2 separate regions of the Homo sapiens genome follow, and region 2 is linked to region 1. The links are chromatin loops, found by intact Hi-C in ENCODE. Cell type or tissue: IMR-90. All regions are shown on one strand. Each heading gives the region's core, and the rest is flanking DNA. Links, peaks and the distances in the headings are about the cores only. Region 1 overlaps LOC105377871 (a long non-coding RNA gene). Region 2 has its middle 510 kb from the start of TENT5A.

Region 1 (8,629 bases), core at 147-8,146:
GTTAACTTTCTGTCTCGTGGATCTGTCTAATGTTGACAGTGGGGTGTTAAAGTCTCCCATTATTATTGCGTAGGAGTCTAAGTCTCTTTTAGGTCACTCAGGATTTGCTTTATGAATCTGAGTGCTCCTGTATTGGGTGCATATATATTTAGGATAGTTAGCTCTTCTTGTTGAATTGATCCCTTTACCATTATGTAATGGCCTTCTTAGTCTCTTTTGATCTTTGTTGGTTTAAAGTCTGTTTTATCAGAGACTAGGATTGCAACCCCTGCCTTTTTTTGTTTTCCATTTGCTTGGTAGATCTTCCTCCATCCCTTTATTTTGAGCCTATGTGTGTCACTGCACGTGAGGTGGGTTTCCTGAATACAGCACACTGATGGGTCTTGACTCTTTATCCAATTTGCCAGTCTGTGTGTTTTGATTGGAGCCTTTAGTCCATTTACATTTAAAGTTAATATTGTTATGTGTGAATTTGATCCTGTCATTATGATGTTAGCTGGTTATTTTGCTCATTAGTTGATGCAGTTTCTTCGTAATCTCGATGGTCTTTACATTTTGGCATGATTTTGCAGCAGCTGGTACTGGTTGTGCCTTTCCATGTTTAGTGCTTCCTTCAGGAGGTCTTTTAGGACAGGCCTGGTGGTGACAAAATCTCTCAGCATTTGCTTGTCTGTAAAGTATTTTATTTCTCCTTCACTTATGAAGCTTAGTTTGGCTGGATATGAAATTCTGGGTTGAAAATTCTTTACTTCAAGAATGTTGAATATTGGCCCCCACTCTCTTCTTGCCTGTAGAGTTTCTGCCGAGGGATCCGCTGTTAGTCTGATGGGCTTCCCTTTGTGGGTAACCCGACCTTTCTCTCTGGCTGCCCTTAACATTTTTTCCTTCATTTCAGCTTTGGTGAATCTGACAATTATGTGGCTTGGAGTTGCTCTTCTCGAGGAGTATCTTTGTGGCATTCTCTGTATTTCCTGAATCTGAATGTTGGCCTGCCTTGCTAGATTGGGAAAGTTCTCCTGGATAATATCGTACAGAGTGTTTTGCAACTTGGTTCCATTCTCCCCATCACTTTCAGGTACACCAATCAGAGGCAGATTTGGTCTTTTCACATAGTGCCATATTTCTTGGAGGCTTTGTTCGTTTCTTTTTATTCTTTTTTCTCTAAACTTCCCTTCTCGCTTCATTTCATTCATTTCATCTTCCATCACTTTTACCCTTTCTTCCAGTTGATCGCATCGGCTCCTGAGGCTTCTGCATTCTTCACGTGGTTCTCAAGCCTTGGCTTTCAGCTCCATCAGCTCCTTTAAGCACTTCTCTGTATTCGTTATTCTAGTTATACATTCGTCTAAATTTTTTTCAGTTTTCAACTTCTTTGCCTTTGGTTTGAATTTCCTCCTGTAGCTCGGAGTAGTTAGATCATCTGAAGCCTTCTTCTCTCAACTCGTCAAAGTCATTCTCTGTCCAGCTTTGTTCCATTGCTGGTGAGGAACTGCTTTCCTTTGGAGGTGGAGAGGCACTCTGCTTTTTAGAGTTGCCAGTTTTTCTGCTCTGATTTTTCCCCATCTTTGTGGTTTTATCTACTTTTGGTCTTTGATGATGGTGATGTACAGATGGGTTTTTGGTGTGGATGTCCTTTCTGTTTGTTAGTTTTTCTTCTAACAGACAGGACCCTTAGCTGCAGGTCTGTTGGAATTTGCTAGAGGTCCACTCCAGACCCTGTTTGTCTGTGTATCAGCAGCAGTGTCTGCAGAACCGCAGATTTATTTTTCAGTCTTTCACACAATTTTAACTTATCCTTGACATTTTAATATATATTTTTGGGATTTTTCAAGTTGTGATTGAAAACAGTCTAAATAGAGCTATAGAATCTGTGATTTAAACATATTTCCTAAAATAAACTTAAATAACCCAACTTGAAATTTTATATATATGATATATATTATATGTAACATATATGATATATATTATATGTAACATATATGATATATATTATATGTAACATATATGATATATAGTATATGTAACATATATGATATATATTATATGTAACATATATGATATATATTATATGTAACATATATGATATATATTATATGTAACATATATGATATATATTACATGTAACACATGATATGTTATATTATATGTAACATATATGATATGTTATATTATATGTAACATATATGATATATATTATATGTAACATATATGATATATATTATATGTAACATATATGATATATATTATATGTAACATATATGATATGTTATATTATATGTAACATATATGATATGTTATATTATATGTAACATATATGATATGTTATATTATATGTAACATATATGATATGTTATATTATATGTAACATATATGTTATGTTATATATATTTATATAGCATATATGATATATTATATATCATATATATTATATATCATATATATTATATATATTATATATCATATATTATATATTATATATCATATATTATATATCATATATTATATATTATATATCATATATATTATATATGATATATCATATATAGAACATATATAATAAATTATAATATGTTATATATATAACATATATAATATATAGAACATACATAATATATAGAACATATATAATATAACATATATAATATAACATATATAATATAACATATATAATATATATATTAAATATAATATATGTTATATATAATATATGTTATGTTATATATAACATATATATATTATATATGTTTTATATATATATGTTCAAATAGCAAAAAATAATCTGAGATGAGGAAGTTTGCTTATTCTTTTTTAAAATGTACATTGATGTGATAATAAAAGTATTTTTAAAGTATATGGATGGTATGAAAAATCATGATAGAGTGACCACCAATACCCACATTAATAAAGAGACTATTACCACTAAATTAAAACTTGATGTGTTTCCTTCTACAGTTACGTCTTGTTGTTTGTTTTTTTTTCCTAAGAAGTAGTTGCCATCTGGATTTTGTATTTTTCATTCCTTGTCTCCATGTAGTTTTACTAAATTATTTGTGAAGGTGAACAATATCTTATGCTATGTGTCTTGCTTATCTTTAGTCAATATTATGCCTGTGTTATTATGTGTATAAACATTCATTTATTACTATTTATTTCTGTTTAATACACTTTATGATTTAGAGCAGTTTTAGATTTATGGCAAAGTTGAGGAAGGTACAGATATTTTTCATATACTGCTTTCCACTACACATGCATATCCTCCTTGCTTATCACTCTTTGCCACAGTGGTACATTTTAATTGTTTTATAGTATTTCAGTATATGACTATATGACAATTATTTATATATCATACTGATAATGATTATTAGCATTTGCAGTTTTGGTTTGTTCTGTTTATTCTCCAGTTACAGCATTGCTATAAATATTTTTGTACAACTATCTTACTATACATGCTTGTCTTCTAGGGGTTTTGGTTTTAGATGACAAGTGTGTCTTTGCCTAGCTCACTGGGTGCCCAAGACTGACTAATCTTAGCATGATGTCTCTCACTTTTTATCTAATTATAAAGAAATGTTGAAATTTCTCTTTACCATTTTTAAAAGTCCCACACCTTCTATGCAATCCACTATAGTACTTCTTGGGTAGGCAGGAGGTTTCCAGTACTATGGGGGCTGGAGATGGAGGAAGTGAATGACAACTTTACACCATCATGTAACTTAACATCTTATTAGGAATTCCTATCTCTCACTAAAAGACAGACCTGAAATTATAGAAAAAAATAGTAAAACTGAAAAAAGCTAACGGCCTAAACTCCTAATTATTAGGTAAGTTATTTAATAAAATAATTAAAACCTGTGGGCTCAAAATGACTACAGATAAAACTTCTGAAAATTCTATGTCCATGTAGACAACAAGGTGATGTAAAATAAAATGTCATTTTTATAGTCTTCTTTTCCCTGTATTTTAACTTTAAAAGTAAATATCACTGATTAACCTGTAACTTTTGCATTTAATCCACAAAATTTTTACTGAACGAAAAAGTAATTTACAAGAACATTGAATAAAAAAGTCATATTGATAATAATGTTTGCAAATCCATTTTTTTCTTTAATTGATCTTCTAAATGCTAAGAGAGATTTTCATCAAGATTGCTTGATTATCCATTTTTCCCTCATAATTAAAAATTTAAAAATTGGGAGTCTTCTTTTCTTGGTTTGATTGTAAATTTAATTTGAGGTCTGATAATACTGCCATAGTTCCAATGCCAAGCAAATTTTTCAAATGTTTCACTGCATTTCAGCATATATTTGCTATATGATTGCCAGATTCAGCAGCACAACACAAAACAAAAACAAAAACAAAACAAGATGCCCATATTAAATTTGAATATCAGATAAGCAATAAATAATGTTTAAATGAAAGTATGTCCAAAATTATTTGTTCTTTATCTGAAAATCAAATTTAACTGGAAATCTTGAATTTTATTGGTAAATCCTCTAGTGAAATGAAGTTGAATGGAGGGGAAAAAAAAGTGTAGCTTTGGGAAGGAAATAGTGGCCACCAGAGGGCAAGCTAAAAAGATGATTGTCTGTGGGTGGAAAATTGAAGGTTGTAGGGCATCTGGGTTAGATTTGACAGAACAGGGGAAAATACCTGACAGGATTAAAATGCTTATGCTGTCAACTTGATACTTTTTCTTGGAAATTTGGGACAATGTATGTCACAAACATATACCCCTCTAACTGTAGTCTTAGACTTTCTGGTCAGCATAGCATAGTCCCAGTCTGTCTGAAAAATTCAGATAGAATAGAAAGTCATATACTTATTGAGTTTGGACCAAATGGATTTTACAGTTCTAGAACTCTAAAATAAGAGAGAATCACCATTATAAATAGATAAGAAGAGGACCATGTATTTTGCCTATGTTTATAGGCAGGAGTTACTACTTTTTTCAAAATTATGTTTTACCCTTCCTTCTATTCCCCTTCTTTCTCTTTGGGCTATAACTGGTGCCTGAAATCCTATTAACTTGGCTTAAATTTTTGATCATTATTAAAATGTCAGTACCTTAAGGTGCTCGAATTTGTTCAAGGCAATGGTGAGCCAAGTTGGTGGGTTATTACAGTGAAATTCAACCCTCGCTACAGGTTTGAATTCTCTGGCCACTATTTATAAAAATGACTATGTCCTGAATCCATGTTCAGAGACTTAATTCAGTTTTTCTAAATAGTGCCAAACATCAAATATTTTTTTAAAGTTCAGCAGGTAATTTTTATACGTAGTCAGGATTGAGTATTAGTTTGTCACAGCATTGGATGGAGTACTTGTGGGCATCAGAGTAAAAGCATCAGACTAAAATTCTTTGGTGGTGTCAAAAGACTGAGTATGATTGAGCTAAGCAGTTCTCCAGACAAATACACACAAAAAAACAAGTTTGGTTGAAGTTTTTGGTATCCCAACAGGGAGATCCCTAGTGTTTTCTGCTCTAGAAAGGATTTATCTTAATTAAAGTTGTTCTTTGCCTTGGATAGATCTTTACCACACCTGGTAGCACACTCTTGAGAGGATAAATCCTTCGTTCCATTCCAAATGTCTTTAGAAAGATCCGTTTTCTAATGAGCCAGCTGACAACTCATCCATTCACATATTTTTGCGTACAACTTTCACATGGATTTAAGACTCAAAGTGGACGTTGTCAGTTTATTCTCTATAAGTTTAATTTCCTAGGGAACATGTGTTCTATTTTATTGAATGAATCCTTAGTGGATAAGGAGAAGGATTTTGAGGCGATTTTAACACGGATTAGTGGAGGGGAGGAGTGAAGGCTTTTACTTAAAAATTACAAGTAATTTGTCATGGTGTTAGGGAATTTGACTTGTTAGACCCTATCTCATGGAGAATCACATCATTTTATTATGTTTTTAAAAATACTAAACCAACCTGCATCTCTAGGATAAGTACAGCTTCATCATTATACATGATTTTATATATACATATGTGTGTGATATGTATTTTATATATACATATGTATACATATATATATATATATAGAGAGAGAGACAGAGCTATGTTGCTTTTTGGACAAATTAAAGAAGGTACTACTCTGCATATACATAAGGAGCAATGAGGACATGAAATTCATCATAAGATGTGGGAAATACACATATAAATCTTTATTAAAATTTTTTTTGATAAACTAAGGAATTTCAAGTTTAAACTAATGGGGATTAAATCTTGTAGTGTGCCCTGACACAAATATTAGAAAGGCATATGTGATCAGATACAACACATTATTTTGCTTAGTAAATTTTATCTTATTATAAAGGCAAAAGTATTAAATATATAAAATAAAAAATACAAAAATCTATAAAGAAATTAAATTTGCTCAAAATCACAAAATCTGTCATAATCACAGTAAACATTCTGCATCACATTTAGTCTATTTTTATCCATCTTAATGTAATTGGGGTATTCCTGTATAGTTTGTGTATAATTTCATAACATAGTTTTTCTTTGTATATTTTAGTGATTTTTCCATGAAATTTAAAACTCTGAAAATATACTGTTATATCAAATATTATCCCTTCAAATTAGCTCTGTTGTTAGGCATTTAGAATATTTCTAGGTTTTCACTATTATAAATGACTGTGTGTTGAATACCTCTATATCAGTATTACCTTTTATATAACTTTTGAAAGAAACCTGACCACATTTTAATCATGAGACCATATTTATGTATTTGCTACTGAAAGTATGGTCTGTAGAAAATAGCTACAGCATTCCTTGGAAGCCAGTAAGGAATATGGACTCTATGATTTCTTTCACCAGTGTTTTATAGTTTTACTTGCAGAGATTTTTCACCTCCTTGGCTAAATATATTCCTAAGTATTTTATTTTATTTTTTTGTAGCTTTTGTAAAAGGGATTGAATTCTTAATTTGATTCTCAGCTCGGTCATTGTTGGTATATAACAGTGCTACTAATTTGTGTACACTATTTTGTATGCTGAAACTTTACTGAATTCATTTATCAGATCTGGGAGCTTCCTGGATGAGTCTTTAGGGTTTTCTAGGTATATGATCATATTGGCTAGAAGCAACAGTTTAACTTTCTCCTTTCTGATTTGCATGCCCTGTATTTTTTGCTTCTCTCTGATTGCTCTGGCTAGGACTTCTAGTACTGTGTTGAATAGAAGTGGTGAAAGTGGACATCCTTGGCTTGTTCCAATTATCAGGGGGAATGCTTTCACCTTTTTCCAGTTCAGTTTGATGTTGGCTCTGGGTTTGTCTTAGATGGCTTTTATTACTTTGAGGTATGTCCCTTCTATGCCAATTTTTCTGAGGGTTATCGTAAATGGGTGCTGGATTTTATGAAATGCTTTTTCTGCATCTGTTGAGATGATCATGCAATTTTTGTTTTTAATTCTGTTTATATGATGTATCACATTTATTAATTTGTGTATGTTAAACCATCCCTATATTCCTGGTATGAAACTCACTTGATAATGATGTATTATCTTTTGGATATGCTGTTGGATTTGGTTAGCTAGTACTTTGTTGAGGATTTTTGTATCTATGGTCATCAGGGATATTGGTCTGTAGTTTTCTTTTTTTGTTATGTCCTTTCCTGGTTTTGGTATTAGGGTGATACTGGCTTCATAGAATGATTTAGAGAGGATTTCCTTTCTCTATCTTTTGGAATAATTTCAGTAGGAAGTATACCAATTCTTCTTTAAATGTCTGATAGAATTCAGCTGTGAATCCATCTGGTCCTGGACTTTTTTTGTTGGCAATTTTTTTATTATTATTTCAATCTTGCTACTTGTTATTAGCCAGTAAAGAGTTTCCAATTTTTCCTGATTTAATCTATAAGGTTATATATTACCAAAAATTTATCCAACTCCTCTAGATTTTCTAGTTTGTGTGTATAAAGATGTTCATAGTAGCCTTGAATGATCTTTTGTATTTCTGTGGTATTGGTTATAATATCTCTTGTTTCATTTTTAATTGAGTTTATTTGGATCTTCTCTCTTCTTTTCTTGGTTAATCTCACTAATGGTCTATCAATCTTCTTTATCTTTTCAAACAACGCACTTTTTGTTTCATTTATCTTTTTTTTTGTTTGTTTCCATTTCATTTAGTTCTGCTCTGATCTTTGTTATTTCTTCTTTTCTGCTGGGTTTGGGTTTGGTTTGTTCTTGTTTCTCCAGTTCCTTGAGGTGTGACCTAAGATGTCTATTTGTGCTCTTTCAGACTTTTTGATGTAGGCATTTAAAGCTATGAACTTTCCTCTTAGCACCACTTTTGCTGTATCCCATCCCATGTTCATGGATGGGTAGAATCAATATTGTGAAAATGACCATACTGCCAAAAGCAATATACAGATTCAATGCAGTCCTCACCAAAATACCATCATCATTCTTCGCAAAAACAGAAAAAAAATAAAAAAATTCATACAGAACCAAAATAGAGCCTACATAGCCAAAGCAATACTAAGCAAAAAGAACAAATATGGAGGCATCACATTACATGACTTCAAACTATACTACAAGGCTATAGTTACCAAAACAGCATGGTACTGAAATAAAAATAAGCATGTAATCCAATGGAACAGAATAGAGAAACCATATATAG
Region 2 (8,629 bases), core at 397-8,396, 220 kb after region 1:
CTTAAAGAAAAAAAAATGCCAACCAAGAATTTAAATTCTGCCCAATTAAGCTTCATAAATGAAGCAGAAATAAAGTCTTTCCAAGACAAACAAATACTAAGGGAATTTGTCATCACTAGACTCGCCCTACAAGAAATGTCAAAGAAGTTTTAAATATAGAAATAGAAGAATGATACTTGCCCATCATAAAAGCAAATGTAAGTAGAAAGCTTACAGATCCTATAAAGCAATTACATAATTCAGACTACAAAGTAACTAGCTAACAACATTACAACAGGAACGTAAACTCACATTATTATATTCACCTTTATTTCTCATAATACTGGCAGACTTTTGAATTAGGGCAATTCTATACTCATGAAAGATTCGTGATGTGCTCTCTTTTATTTTACAAAACAGTTTTGTAAAACTATTACTTCTTACTTAAAAATTTGTAGAATTTACCAATGTTCTATTGATGAAAGCTTAAATATTTGTAGAATTTACTAAGTCCTCTTGATCTAAACTTTATTTGTGGGATAGTTTTAAAAATGAATGCAATAGGCGGAGCTTGCAGTGAGCCGAGATCGCGCCACTGCACTCCAGCCTGGGTGACAGAGCGAGACTCCATCTCAAAAAAAAAAAAAAAAAAAAAAAAAAAAAAAAAATGAATGCAATATATTTTATAGGTAGGTACAGAATTTAGACTTCTATATCATTTCATTAATTTTGGTAAAAAATAAATTTATTAACAAATTTTCTATATCTCTTGCTGTTACCTTTAGTAACACTAAAGTTTCATTTTTAGAGAAATTTTATCCACTTTCTACAAGTTGTTAAAATTTATTTTTATATAGTGGTTCATAATATTCCCTTATTATACTTTTATTGTCATTAGTATCAGCACTAATATCCTCTCTCTCATTCTTGATACTGGTAATTTATGCATTCTTCCTTTATTTTCTCTAATTTGATTATTTTTATTGTAGATAACAGATGTTCGGAATATGTTTACAATGATTTGGATTTTATTATCTTCATGAAGAGTGTTGATGTCAGTTCTAGAAAGCAGAGAAATTAATGTCTAATTACTTTGAACTTTTGGATAATATATCTATTTGGTTTTCTTGGTTTTAGGATGAATCTCTTTGTCCTGGTATGTCTTCATTTGTACAGTGTAGTAATGCCTAAATTTAAATGGAATGTAATATTTATTTATCAAGACCATCTAAAAATGCAGGACTTAAACTTAAAACTCCAATCTTTACTCTGCCTTTTTAGTCTTTCAACTGCTTTTCAATGGGTTATTTGAAGTTCCTCCTCCACTACTATAAACACGCATTCAATTCAGCCAGCGTTCATGGGAGTTAATATGCAGATATGGGGGTTTCCTACCTTGTGGCTCTCATCTCATCTGAATATTTCTTCTCCAATTCAGGTTTTACTGGGAGATCTAAAATCCATTCTCTGATGGCTCAAGCCATAAAAGCATGGCTGTCTCCCTGAGTGCTAATCAAACTGCACTACATGGACTGTGGCTGGTCCTCTGGGGAAAAACTATAAATGTGGAGTTCATCCAGTACAGTTTTCTTCTTTCAAAAGTAGAATCCTCTCAAATTTCTACCTATTATTGGTAGTATTTCATCCTAGCATTAATACAAAACATTCAAATAAAATACATAAATTTCATGATTGTATTCATTGGCCTCATTTATTAGCATACATACAAACAAACTTTAATTGCTTTACTTAAATAGCAATATGAGTTCTAATTACAAGGCACATCTCATACACGTAATCATGAAAAAAATTAAATTTATAATTAAGATTCCTAAAGATTTGGTTTTTCCTTTATTTGGGAGGGATTTTTTAAAGATATAATTTTCACTTGTAGAAAATGAATTATTAAATAAATTATGGCATCTAAAATAGAATTCTGACAAATTCAAAAAGCATAACTTACACAGTATTAGGAAGAATCAAACAGTGTTACAAATGAGCATAAATGTGTTTCCCTTTTTGTCAGATGGTTAAATGTTTAACTATGACAGAAAAATTAAAAAGTTAACAAGAAAGTTTCAGCCAATAAATGCAAAAAGTTAACAATGAGATTTCAACCAACAAACGCAGAACCCGTTCACCACATATGATTATCTTTGGTCTCAAGAATTTTGCATATTTTGTTAATGCAGATATTATTTATGCTCCTCTATGTAAAGCTATAAAGTCATGTCTTTGATTATTTATAACGTGCCTTGTCATCTCCATGCTCTTATAATCAAAAGAAAGAAATTTATCATCAGAAATCTATGTGCAGAGGGAAAGCCAAGCAAAAGCATTCTCAATTTCACTACCTTGTTTCATTTCTATAAGATAACAGTCTTATGAGCCTATAATTCTATTCTATGCAAACCTGTCATTCTATTTTAAGCTTGACCAGAATCTACAAAGCACTTTTCTTTCTGTGTATACATAGATACTCTATGTGCTTGCACTAGAAAGCATTTCACACAAAGTCAGCTCATGTTCCTCAGGTAGGTACTGTGAAGGAAAAACATTAATGATTTGAGCCTGCTTATATTCTTACAGCAGAAGCAGAACATTTTTTAAAATTATACTTTAAATTCTGGGGTACACGTGCAGAACGTGCAGGTTTGTTACAGAGGTATACACATGCCATGGTGGTTTGCTGCACCTCTCAACCATTCATCTACATTAGGTATTTCTCCTAATGCTCTCCCTCCCGTAGCCCCCTAACCCCTGACAGGCCCCAGTGTATGATGTTCCCCTCCCTGTGTCCGTGTGTTCTAATTGTTCAACTCCCACTTATGAGTGAGAACATGCGGTGTTTGGTTCTCTGTTCTTGTGCTAGTTTGCTGAGAATGATGGTTTCCAGCTTCATCCATGTCCCTGCAAAGACCATGAACTCATCCTTTTTTATGGCTGCATAGTATTCCATGGTGTATATGTGCCACACTTTCTTTATCCAGTCTATCATTGATGGGCATTTGGGTTGGTTCCAAGTCTTTGCTATTGTGAATAGTGCCACAATAAACATATGTGTGCATGTGTCTTTATAGGAGAATGATTTATAATCTTTTAGGTATATACCCAGTAATGGGATTGAAGCAGAGCATATTTATGTAAATAAGGAAACATTAATATTGAATAATACATTAGCTGAAAAATGATAACAGTGAGAGACAACTTGAACCACAGCTAGGTCTTAAAGAATATGTAATGGTGGAAAGAGAATTCTGAAGTTAAGAAACAACTTTTAGATGGAGGATTCAGTTTGCGCAAAAGTAGAAAGGTGGAAAAAGAATAGGGTGTTTAGGGGAAATAACATGGGTAAATAATCCTAAGTGGAGACAGCCCATACATGGAAGTAGAGGGAGATACTATATAATTCAATTGTATGTGATACAGCTAGATTATGCATTTTACAAACTTTTTGTCCAAAAAAGAAAAAAAAAGAAACGGTGCATAAAGGCAAAAATGTTGCCTTTATCATATTTACTATGTTAAAAGTTTCTGTTTCTGAAAACTGCAAAATTTAGGAATAATCATGTTGGAAAATAAATTTAAATTTTAACTTCTCTCAGCAAACATGGTTTGATGACTAAGCTGAACTTTTGGGTGACTTTGTGTGGGTTTTTCTGTTGATTGTCATTTTTAACTGAGTCAGTTGTGGAACATTAGGTTTTTATTTTCACAGCACAGAATACACAGCCTGATTCACAAAATTAATTTAAATGATCGGAATCTCTAAGATGAATCATAGAAATCAGTAAATCATGGGAAGTCAGGGCTTTCCTGGTGGGCATTTTTTTTTAAATTTTTACAGAATGGGTGAATGGGTGAAAGGCTGGATGTCTCAAAGGAAATTTAAAAGTAGCTCTTCAGTCATAAGGTGAATCAAATTATGGAGCACCAGAGCCAATAAAGTTGTAGTTTGCTGTAATTTGAACTACAGCAACATAGAATATCAAGAATGTAGGGAAAGTATTAAATAGTCTCAAAAAATAATTTGCTTTTATGTCAATGTGCTGAAACTTGAATATTTTTTTAGAATATTCAGTGTTAATATAGTAGATTCAGTAGATTCTGCATTAATACCAAAAGATAAGATAAAGTATTTGTGTTAAAATTTCAATGACTCAAGTCATTTAAACAAACATTTACTAAAAACCTCTATTGTATATTCTACTTTTGTTGTTCTGTAGATAAAAAAATGGGTAACATACTTTACCTGTTCACAGGAAATTTATAATTTAATGATGAGGACTGCACGGCTCTTGCAAGAATGTGATAGGCACCACAAAAGAACAAATAAAATATGAAAATAATAGGAGGGGAATTGTGAAGAAAGTGTTTTTGCTCTGGGGTAGTCTCTGTGCAAATTGCTGTATGTAAATTCTCTCATTTAATCATATTAATAAATGTATGCTATAAAAACTATTGTTATATCAATTTTTTTAAATGAAAAGCCTAGGGCTTAGCGGGATTATGTAAGAAACTCCTACAACTCAAAGCTCAAAAACTGATTTTCTGACTCTATCCTCTTAAACACTGCACTATACTGCCTCCTAGGGGAATGATCCTTGGAGATGGTATTATAACCTTACTAATTTGCCAAAGACACAAATATGAGAGGAAACAATATTTGTCCAGGAAATGCTAACAGTATAATAAATTCATAGTGTCAGGTATAAGAATTTTATGCTTTATATAAAGAATGAGACTAAACTGGAAGGATCTCAAGTCTCAGGAAAGAAGCGTGTCCTTGACTTCATATGCATTGAGATGTCATTCCAATGAAAATAACCACATTGGAATTACCATATTTTTATGATAAATCAGCATGTCTCCTTTTTTCTGGATCTCATGTTCTCTTATTCTCCTGGTAATTACAGTACTTCAGTGTGTCTTAAGACAACCAGCCTTTTCAACTTTTCCAAAAACTGCTTTAATAAACATAATAAAATGAACATAACAAAGAAATTTCCCTAGTATTCTATTAAGAATCCTGAGCCAGGGATTAATCTGTGATCTGTTGGACGAAGTTTACTCTATGTTAAATATCTTTCCTACAATAGATTTTTTTAAAAAACCTCAATGACGTGCACAGCAGCACAGTTTATGTGCCTGTGCAAACATATAACTGATGTGCTTTTTCAAGGCTATAAAATGTGTTCCTCCTTCCATATGTGGATTGTTGAGCACATCAATCATTAGGCAATTTGCTCATTTTTTAACTTTTACATTTCTGTAGAAATTCCTTCAGCACGAGGTACTCTACCAGATGCTAGCAGTAATAATTTAGTGAGGTTGATAATGTTCCAAGTCCAGTGTTTGCTTTTCCTTGAAGAATCATAGTGAAGAGTAAGAACATCAAAGTTCGTTGGAATATTAAGCACTAAACAGTCCTGCTAATTGCCCAGATTCTAGCATTTTCCAAAAGAAGTATAGTTCCAAGTATCCATCGTGGATTATTGATTATGTTCAAGTTCTTTTTAATTAGGATTGTCTCTTTCCTGTCATTCTGTCTCTAAACACCATTGGCTCTAAATTATATGTGACTTCTGAGCTCATCTTGGTTCAGTTCTATCATGCTACAAATGAACAATCTGATGCCAAGAAATATGAAATGATTGGTCATGACCTGTCAGCTGGTCAACCTGAATTAGAATCAGGGATCCTCATCCCAGACCTACTATGTTATACTTCTCCCTTCATCCTCATTCCTTTATTACAGCTCAGGTTATTTTCTCATCAAGTCTTTTAAGCCATAGAGGTTTGTTGAGTATATGAATTATGTAAGCCAGAAAATATCCCATTTCCTCAAAAAGTTTTTATTTTGAAAAATTTTGAATTTGCATTACAATTGCAAGAAACGTACACTAAATATATATCTTCTTTCATCAAGAGTTATCAATTTCTAATATTTTGCCACATTTTCTTTCCCTCTTTCTCTCTCATTTTCATTCTTTTGCATCTAGTAAATTCTCTGTCTGTCGCCCAGGCTGGAGTGCAGTGGCACGATCTCGGCTCACTGCGAGTTCCGCCTCCCAGTTTCATGCCATTCTCCTTCCTCAGCCTCCCGAGTAGGTGGGATTACAGGCGCCCGCCACCACGCCGGCTAATTTTTTGTATTTTTAGTAGAGACGGGATTATTTCACCATGTTAGCAAGGATGGTCTCGATCTCCTGACCTCGTGATCCACCTGCCTCAGCCTCCCAAAGTACTGTGATTACAGGCGTGAGCCACTGCGCCCGGCCCAAGTTTACTCTTTTTACAACCATTGTGGAAGTCAGTGTGGCAATTCCTCAGGGATCTAGAACTAGAAATACCATTTGACCCAGCCATGCCATTACTGGGTATACACCCAAAGGATTATAAATCATGCTGCTATAAAGACACATGCACACGTATATTTATTGCGGCACTATTCACAATAGCAAAGACTTGGAACCAACCCAAATGTCCAACAACGATAGACTGGATTAAGAAAATGTGGCACATATACACCATGGAATACTATGTAGCCATAAAAAATGAAGAGTTCATGTCCTTTGTAGGGACATGGATGAAACTGGAAACTATCCTCAGCAAACTATGGCAAGGACAAAAAACCAAACACCGCATGTTCTCACTCATAGGTGGGAATTGAACAATGAGAACACATGGACACAGGAAGGGGAACATCACACTCTGGGGACTGTTGTGGGGTGGGGGGAGGGGGGAGGGATAGTATTAGGAGATATATCTAATGCTAAATGACGAGTTAATGGGTGCAGCACACCAACATGGCACATGTATACATATGTAACAAACCTGCACATTGTGCACATGTACCCTAAAACTTAAAGTATAATAATAATAAAATAAAATTTTAAAAAAAGTCCTTCATGCTTTATGACATTGATATTTTGAAGACTCTAGACCACTTGCTTTGCTGTTTGGATTTATCTAATTATTTTCTCATGATTAGAATCAGGCTCAACATTTTTGGCAGAAACACAAGCAAAGTAATATTGTGTTTTTCTCAGCTCATTAATTTAAGAAGCACCTGATATCAACTTAACCCATGATTGGTGATGTTAAGTTGATCATTTGGTTAAGGTAACATCTAGGTGATAAAAACCTGTTACATAGTTAAATAATATCTGAATTTTAAGTTTGTTATATAGTATCTATCAATTCAGATTGTCTATACATTTCAATTTTTATATTCTGTATATTTGAAAATTAGAAGCATGGTTACATATAAAAATAGTTCATCTCCAGTATTATATATCTCAAGTCTAACTTTTAAAATTTTCACCTACTTTTCCAGACTACAGTTAAATATATTCTGAAGATTATAATTCATTATTTGTATGATTCCATCTTCTGACAGAAGATTTTTTAGTAGTTTTCATATGGTTTTAGTTGATGTGGTCTTGCTATTATAGTGGAAAACATGTCTTTCAATGTTATATATTTGAGAAGCATTATTATTTCTACTAACTCAATAAAATCAAACATCTCTAAGTGGACAACATCTCGACCATGTTGCAGCCATGACATATTAGGCTTTTCAACCTACTAGTAATATGTTTTCATAAATTTGATATATAAATATTCATAATGAAATAAGCAGTGTTACATTAATATTGCATAAACACTGGACAATTAATTAGTAACTTTATGTTAAACTGCAATTCCAATTAACATAGGCATTGAAAACATGAAGAATTATTGACTTCTTTATAGAGTACAAATACAAGCACTTTGGCATCTTCTGAAGTATTTTCCATGGGGAATTAATTATCTCTAATCAGTGTTATATTTTGACCTGCACTTTGTCTAACAGAATTATGTTTATTTGAATCTGATAACTTGAAATTTTGATAAAAGATAGCATTTTATTACTCATAGCCTCATTCCAATACCATGCTGCCTTGAATGACCTTGTTTGCCAGTGTTTAATTAGGAGTGCACCATTTTGACAAAAGGAAATTTTTCCAAAAAAACAAAAAAGAAGGCATCCTTAAAAGCTTTGGTGTTTATCTTGCATCATACTAATTCCATTGCCAAGACAGCTATCTTTAATTTAGAGTGCCTGCTGTTATGCATTCCATGTGTCAACCTGAATCCACCTTCTCAACTCTGATACATTTATTCTTAATCTCAGAGATGGACAAAGGTTTTTATATAAAATAAAAATTATTTTTTTCAGAGCCATTTTTTTTCCTTTCAAGAAAGTTTGGACTTCTAAAAAGGTCGTCTTTGTCGGTAAAATATGATAAATTTTGTCTTTATGGTTTGAGGAAAAAATCAATACCATACATGAAATGCCTTTTCTTAAGCTTTATAATTAACAACTGACTGTACTTTTTGTTTGTTTGCTTTTCCACCATCCTACTTGCTAAGATACTTCATGGCAGGAAAAGCATTAAGCAAGGCCATTTAAGGAACATATTCACTGCCACATGCTTTCTGTAATGCAGGCACGTATCTTCAGCAGGTATAATCCCATCCCCAAAAGGCACATTTCGGCACAGCTACCAGGGATGCTGCATTGTGGGTATTGACTAAGGAGGATATGCCATGGTCATTTCTTCTTAACAACTTTGTGATGTTTTAATCAACTATTTCTAAAACT

What was found. Hi-C counts contacts between places; a loop is a spot of excess contacts. Peaks named below come from ENCODE experiments on the same cell type or tissue, not always from the same donor. Only the 100,000 strongest peaks of a DNase experiment are listed, where the experiment ranks them.
Region 2: it touches region 1 in a loop (10-fold over the local background); 15 of 110 quality-filtered maps call a loop at or near these places.

Annotation. Positions count from the first base shown.
Region 1 is chr6:81,461,981-81,470,609 of GRCh38, reverse strand. The region is part of intron 4 of LOC105377871 (a long non-coding RNA gene); the gene reads left to right. Among named protein-coding and RNA genes, the nearest start is that of TENT5A, 290 kb to the left of the region's middle. In IMR-90, for the core only: a CTCF peak has its summit at 4,563 (motif pointing right); no DNase peak of the experiment used is centred there.
Region 2 is chr6:81,237,857-81,246,485 of GRCh38, reverse strand. No RefSeq gene overlaps it. Among named protein-coding and RNA genes, the nearest start is that of TENT5A, 510 kb to the left of the region's middle. In IMR-90, for the core only: a CTCF peak has its summit at 4,575; no DNase peak of the experiment used is centred there.